Linked DNA regions of Homo sapiens: region 2 is linked to region 1. A link is a loop called in an ENCODE intact Hi-C map of the cell type or tissue named here. Cell type or tissue: endothelial cell of umbilical vein. All regions are shown on one strand.

The links. Hi-C counts contacts between places; a loop is a spot of excess contacts. Peaks named below come from ENCODE experiments on the same cell type or tissue, not always from the same donor. Only the 100,000 strongest peaks of a DNase experiment are listed, where the experiment ranks them.
Region 2: it touches region 1 in a loop (3.0-fold over the local background); 1 of 110 quality-filtered maps calls a loop at or near these places.

What each region holds. Positions count from the first base shown.
Region 1 is chr5:52,138,486-52,142,485 of GRCh38, reverse strand. No RefSeq gene overlaps it. Among named protein-coding and RNA genes, the nearest start is that of LINC02118, 130 kb to the right of the region's middle. In endothelial cell of umbilical vein, no CTCF peak of the experiment used is centred here; a DNase peak (open chromatin) is centred at 2,215.
Region 2 is chr5:52,273,283-52,277,282 of GRCh38, reverse strand. No RefSeq gene overlaps it. Among named protein-coding and RNA genes, the nearest start is that of LINC02118, 270 kb to the right of the region's middle. In endothelial cell of umbilical vein, no CTCF peak of the experiment used is centred here; a DNase peak (open chromatin) is centred at 2,352.

The DNA of each region.
Region 1 (4,000 bases):
AAAATATTATAAAAAGCATATTGAAAATCAGTTACAATGTTCCACATAAATCAAAATAGTCCTGAAAATAATAGCAGAAAATAGCCATTGATGATGAAGTTTAAGGACAAGAAGTTTGATGGGTAGGAAGGAGACATACTTAACAGTTTATAGAAAAAAAATCTTTGATTCACCCATGGATTTTCAGAAAAATTTAGTTCAGTCAGCAATGACTCCTGGCAATAGATAGATGTGGTAAAACACACATCTAAAAATATATTAGAAGCCAAAAGTCTTCAATGGATTCAGAATTCTGTCTAAACATTTCTTTATATTTCTGTGTAGGTTTTTAATTACACTGATATATTTGTAGTACTGCGTTAACTTGAAATGATTTTATAAACCTGCCTTTCTAGTATAATTATGTTGATAATATTTAATTTAATTTATATATAGATTCAAACTGTCAATTAAATGCTGGTAATTATTGACTTCCACAAAGGAAACTCTTTTTCGGTAATAACTGCCAATCAAGTATCTTTCTATATCTCTGCTATTTCCTAGGCTGAATTCCACCAAACAGAAATTATGTTATTTGAATAAGGGTTGCAGATTACTTATCATATTATTTGAATACACGTAGAATTACTCCACAAATTGAGGAGGTTGCTTTGGATTTTAATGTCTTTGCTAGGTACTCTCCCTAGGCACAAGCAAAAACAGTCATGGATTTGTTTTCATTTGCCAGTTCAGCTAATTTTGTAAGTGCATACAAATTTATATCTGTAGCACTGAAACATATGTAGTACATTCCAAATTGGATAGACAAAATGAACTTGCCATTTTAAGGGAGCATGACCCTTGCCAAGACTTTTTGGCATTAGGTCTCAGCTAAGGGATCATTATCATTAGATCAAGTGTCTTACTTAATCCCTCATTGTAAATTAATCTCTCTCAAATGGTCACTCTCCATGACATCATTCTATTTGTATTTTATTCATAACTTTTACCAGTGTCATATTTGTTTATGTATTTGTTTTCCTAGGTATTGTCTATCTCCTCCAGTAGAAAGTGTCTTTTCCTCAAGGGCAACGTCTTCTCGTCTTGTTCAACTTCATATCCCTAGCACCTAGAACAATGTCTGGCATAGAGAAAGTGCTCACAATTATTTGTGGCATGAGTAATTCTCCCATCTCACATGTCTGTAAACCACAATACTCAGATCAATTAGTTTAATGGAGATGCCCACAACCTAATTTTTAATCTGACCTACCCAATATAGTCTCGGCACTATTGACATTTTGCGTTGAATTGTTGTTGTGAGGCACTGTCCTGTGCATTGTCCTATGTTTAGCAGCATCCTTGGCCTCTACCTACTACATGCCAGTGACACTCCCTTCCCTTGCCATGGCAATAAAGAATTGCAAAATGTAGCTCCAGGAAGGCAAAATTTCTTGGTTCAAACCAATGAAATACAAAGATGTCTGTCTTGCAGACCAATCACATTTAATCTTTGTATCAACTTGATCTCATAAGCATTTTCTATATTGTTTATTGAGAACTTAGTTCGCCTAATCAAGACACTCGAAAACACAAATTTCTCCATATACTCTCTTATTCCCACCTTTAAACCACCACCAAATTCTTTTCATAGTTCATTCATAATATCTTTTCATTCTCATTGAGAGTTATGTTTCAAGCTTTTTTCAACATTTCCTTGAATGACTGTATTTCCTTGGTATGACTGATTAATTTACCTAATGAAAACTTGGAACAGTTTCATGCCTTAATCCTGTGTCTTAGTCCATTTGTGTCGCTATAAAGGAATACCTAAGGATCAGTAATTTATAAAGAAAAGAGGTTTATTGGCTCACGGTTCTGCAGGCCATACAAGAATCATGACACCAGCATCTGTTTCTGGTGAGGGCTTCAGGATACTCCACTCATAACAGATGGCAAAGAGGAAGGAGCGTGTGCAGAGATCACATGGCAAAAGAATAGAACAAGAGAGGAGGGAGGTGCCAGGCTCTTTTAAACAATCAGCTGTGAAGGGAACTAATAAAGCGAGAACTTACTCATTACCACTAGGATGGCATCAAGCCAATCATGAAGGATCCACTGCCAAGATACAAACACCTCCCACCAGACCCCACCTCCAATAGTGGGGATTAAATTTAACATGAGACTTGGCAGACCAGATAAACCATATGCAAACCATAGCACCTTGTCTCAGCAAGCTTGGGTAGCATGGTTATCAGAAGAATCTGGTACAGCTGATATAGCTATGCAGCCTGTCATTTCCAGTGTTTCCTGTTCTCTTTTCTAACAAAAAGCTAATAATTTTCTCTTTGTCTCTGGGACTGTGGTACACTTTAGTCATTTCTTCATAGGAATGGACTTTATGCCATTTTATTGTGAGTGACTCTCACACCACCCACTGGCTCATAGGACTCTTGATTATTCATTAATCATTTTAATTTCTATGCTTGCCACTGTTGAGATTTTCCACATTTCTTGAAGCCAGAGAGTCAAGTACAATTAACTTTATTTTATTGAAAGCAAATTATTTCGACTTTACTCTTTAAATTCCATCCTGTGACAATAGATGTTACATTACTGATTGACTGGAAATCAATGATATTTGGGCAATATCCTGAGATGATTTAAGAGAAGTACGTTGAAAGTCTCCTACTTTCTGCCTCAACAGAAGAAAAAAAAAAGTCAGTTTATAATCGTTTGCAACTTCCAGAATATCCTTAGTTGTACAAAAAGGTGACATTTTTAAATTCTTGATATCAATGCCTTCATGCACATGTGCCTACACACACAGACACACTACATTTTTATACACCAAAATAATCAAAATGCATACTTAAATGGTTATTTTCTTCAACTCTAAGAAAAAAAGAAATGGTTGCAACAAATCATCTGTACTAATAAGGAACAAAGTAAAATTGTTTTGTTGCACAGTGGTAATAGATTGATTTAGCAGCTGTTTCTTAAGCTTTATTTTTGACATATTCTGGCTGGATGTACTACTTTTTTTTTTATTTTTTATTTTTATTTTTTTGATACAGAGGCTTTGCTCTCTTGCCCAGGCTGCAGTGCAGTGGCATGATCTCAACTCACTGCAACCTCTGCCTCTGAATTCAAGTGATTCTTCTGCCTCAGCCTCCCAAGTAGCTGGGACTACAGGCATGCACCACCATGCCCAACTAATTTTTTTATTTTTAGTAGAGATGGGGTTTCATCATATTGGCCAGGCTGGTCTCGAGCTCCTGACCTCATGATCTGACTGCCTCGGCCTCCCAAAATGCTGGGATTACAGGTGTGAGCCACTGTGCACAGAATGGATGTACTACTTTACAGTCATTTTGTAACTTGAAAACTACATTTTTTAAATTTTTCACTTGTATGTATTCACTGTGTTGCAAAATAAAAATTAACTTATTAATTTTCCAAAGAGGAGACATAAGTAAAATTATATTGTCCATTTTGAGACATTTCCTAGGTAGAAAGTAAAATCTCCTAAAATTTTATAAACACAATTAAATGACCAACAAAAACAAAAACTTCAAAATACACTTGAAAGTTAGGTTTACAAAATTTATCTTTATATTTTGTATCAGTAAAATATGTTAATCTGAATCATTTCATTAAAATAAGACTTAGAGGTAGATTTCTCCAATTTCTGTGATCACTTCTATTATACTGTTAAGAGTCAATGATTAAGTTAATTAGCTTGATTGGATCTTTCTACAAGGTACACATTAATCAAAACTATACATCATACCCCATAAATATACACAATTATTATTTTTCAATTAATAATAAATTAATTTTAAGAATGTTTTTCTAAAAGAGTCAATGACTGTATTTTTATGAGATTTAAAATATTTTTAAATTTATGTGCTCATTTTAAAATTTAGATTCATCTATAATATTTTAAATTAAAGAATAAAACAATTTAAGATCTTATTCCAAAAAAGATGAGAAAATAACTAATATTTTTAAATGGAAA
Region 2 (4,000 bases), 130 kb before region 1:
GGCTCAATGCTTATCGCACCAATAGATAAAGTTGTAAGTAAGCCAATCCATCTCCCTTGGAGAGCAAGCTCTCACATGGCAGTCATGCTGTGGTTGCCTTGACCTACTTAATTGACTATGTAACTACCTACAGAAATGGTTCAGGATCAATGGATGGTGAGACTTCCAATATAGCATACTCAGCAAAGATGTGTTGAGAGACTTGGGGGCAATGATAGATTGCATCTCCTAAACAGTTTGCTTACAGCAAGAATTTCTGCATTCAAGAAAATCTGCCATTTACCTACACTGTTTACTGGTTTTATGGATTTCAGTAACTCATTCCACCTCTTTACTTCCCCATTTGTAATATGGGATTGAAATCTCAGTCTCCTGCTAATGGGATTGCTTAAAATCAGTCCTGGCATATAGTAAGTGCTAAATACATGTGCACTTCTACTTCAGTGTGATAATATTTTCAGGTTGCTGGAAGAGAATTAGCATGATTAAAATTTTTAAAATGGCAATTGTAGTTTTTCAGAGGTAAGCTAAAATGTGCATGAAGAGTTATTTTGGAGAGCAGAAATCAAGGACCTAATGTGGAAAAGGAAGAGGAAGATGGCAAATATCCCCAAGTGGACACAAAGCCCAAAGAGTCTATGTAAATGGATCATTTGTAGTTTCAATAAGCTTGTATATTTCAGTAAAGAATCAATGCCTATGTCCATCCAATTTCTTGTATATGAGGCGGTTCACTTTTTTTATTTACAAAATTGAGCATTTTCTTTTATGTGGTAACTCTGATTCTTTCTCAAAAATCAATACCTCTGATTTAAAAACTGATATATTGATGTGTAGAAATTTCAGTAAAAGACACAATCTGGTATAGTCCTGAGAAAAATGTGTACATTTATGTCCCCTTTATTTTGTGAAATATTGCATATAATATTACTACTCTGGAATCTTACTATTAATAATAATAAGAATAAAATAATGTTAAGATGGTAGAATTATTGAGTGCTTACTCTGTGCCTGGAATTATTTTCGGTTGTAAGTACTGTGGACAGACTAATTCATTTAATTCTGAAAAATATCATATGAGTGAATGTTAGTGTTACCTAATTTTATAGATCAGGAAATTAAGGCATAGAGTGAGTACACTGTTCAATGTCACACTGCTAGTAAGTAGCCAAACTCTGACTCAGACAGCTGGACTTCAGAAAGCACACATTTAACCAACATCTAAGAAGAAAGACAAAACCTGCTAGCATGTCAAGCAAGCAGATTATTTCTTCTAAAGATGTAATCCACTTTTGATATATATACCTTAGAAATTTATGCATGGGTTTTTCATGCTCAGTAGACCAACCCTTAATGAGCAAATCATTTTGAATAGCCTTTCACAAATTTACTACTAGAACTCCAGTGACCCATTTGCTGACCTGGAAATTTGGTGTCAAAAGATCTTGCTGATCTTTAACCATGCATATCTTATAGATTCTCAGTCTAGTAAAGGGACTTGATAGATTTATGGATTTATTTATTGTAAGTTACTCACAAGAGAGAGAGATTTCATTGTAAAACACTCCCTGGTATTGATTCAGTAAAATGAGGGTGTCATCATTAAACAAATCTTCCTGAATATCTATGCTATTAAAACTAATTGACCACATCTTTTCTGTAAGGAGGTTAGCTGTACATTTCATGTGCTTTCTAAGGAAGGTTTTATCTGGCATTTCTACCCTATTCACATAGTATCTCAGGATGACACCTCTTACTTGAGGCTTCGTGGAGGTTTTCCCCATCTTTGGATAAAAGAAAATCATCCAGAAATGCTCAAAACAACTATGACTTTAAAAATTATTTTTCATTTCAATATATATTATCTATTTAAAATTGTAATTATCTGAACCACTAGAAATCTGATTTTTAAGAAAAAATATTTTATTTATATTATTTTCTATGAAATATTTTGAAATTTTCTTGTCAGTGTTATTAATTTTTCTCAGCTACTTTGTAACAATTCCTCTCTTTGAATAACAACTTAGGGTTGTTGTCCTTGTTCTTTTTTTAAACTTTTAAATTTATTATTATTATTTAATATTTGTGGTTCCATAAAAGAATATCCTTTTTTAAAATTTATTATTATTATTATTATTATTAAATTTATGTGAGTACATAAAAGAATGTCCTGTTTGTTCTTGATTGTTTCTTTGGACGATGATTCTCTAGCTCAATTATTTAAAGTAAAGTAAACTAACTGTTCATCAGGGCTAATACGTTTAGCTAAATCATTCTCTCCCTCTTTATAATAAAAGTGTAAGCTTTGGCATGTAACTCATGGTTTCCTCTATCAGCCATGGAGATGTCAATATTCATATGACTGACTCATTGGATTTCCTGACTTATAAGTGTTTTTATACCTTATCTCTACTTCATTCATACTACTAAAGTTACACTTTTACCACCAGAAACTGCTCTATCATTCCAAATCCTTGAAAAAAGCATGAGATTCTCTGACAAATTATTCCAGAACTCTACTATTTCCATGAGAACTTTCTCTTGACTTCCTCTTGTGAATTTTCTTCTTTCTATCACTCTAGCCCCCTCTTCTAATTTTTATTAGTAACCTGCTTAGGCTCATGATCTATCATTTCAGTAACAATCTTGCTTCTTTATCTTATATTATCAATCTGGAAAAACCATCAGCCTTTCATGAGCAAAAATTTGCTCTCTATTGTCTTGCAGTTGATTATTGCTCAAGAAAATTATGAATTAATATAGATTGGTACCATTGTTAAATTGTGATTACCAAATTCAAATGTTCTTTAATGAGTACAGAAATTCTCTTATGTTTTTCTAATTGACTCTTCAAGCATGCACTGCAAAAGCTATTTCAAAACTTTTTTACTCTTCAAAAAACTCCGATTTTGCCAATCCACCACAGTTACTCCCAACAAATAAGCATGTTTTCAAGATCATGGAAAAAATAGAAGACATGAAACAAACCTCACTCTTTAATTTTGGGCACCTGTGCTTATTTTAGCCTCATTTCCCTTCTTTAAAGAGAGATTATCTTCCTCTCTCTTCCCAATCTTTTCACCATTGCCCTGGATTCTATACATTCTAAATTTCTCCAAGATTAAGAAGGATGGTGATTTACAGGCCTCTTTGCCCTCATTCTGTGTATGGAGACATTTTTAAGGCCAAAGGAGAAAGACACCTGCTTATACTGTATAATGGTGCCTATATTGTGTTGCCCAAGAAAAAGCATAAACATTACTTTGCTAATAATTTTCACATAATTGACCCACAAAGGGCAAGATCAAAATCATGCTCAAATAAGAAATATAACTTACTAAAATGATATTAGACTCTGTTAGCCCTGGAATAACATTCATGTTTGCTTGGTCAAAAGGGGCTTGATTTTTAGATAAACAAGTGAAAACCTAGTCATAACTATCCCTGGTAGAGAAGGAAGCTAGAATGAGAGCATCTGCTCTTACTCTCACTTCTGGGCCTATAGGTCATTTTCTATTTGGAATCACAAGCTGTAAAAGAAAGCCTTCGTGGATACCTGGACTAAGTTGAAATACGTTACTCCGTAAGACACAAAAGGAGACCAAGATTGTATAGGAGAATGGTAGTGGGGGAAGGGAAACACAATGCTCTTAAGGGGAAAACGGATTTCCTAAGGGCAGATGTGGGGCAGCAGATTTGGAAACTTGAAAAGGGGAAATGAGCTAGCAGGAGAGGAGAACTACTCATATGAAGATTCAAGTTTGTGAATCAGGAGGAAATAGTAAAAAATCAAAAGAATCCACTACTTTCTCTATGCTGTATGCTTCTATTGAGAACACTTGAGTCTCCAGTGAACGACTTGGTAACTTGGGCTGTGCTAGGTCTGGATAAATCAATCTAACAAAGGTTTTCAAGAACAGGGATGTAATTAATTGCTTCTTACCCTTCTTGAAGAAACTGGTGGAGACAGAGGCAAAGCTTGCTTGGCTGAGATTTTTTT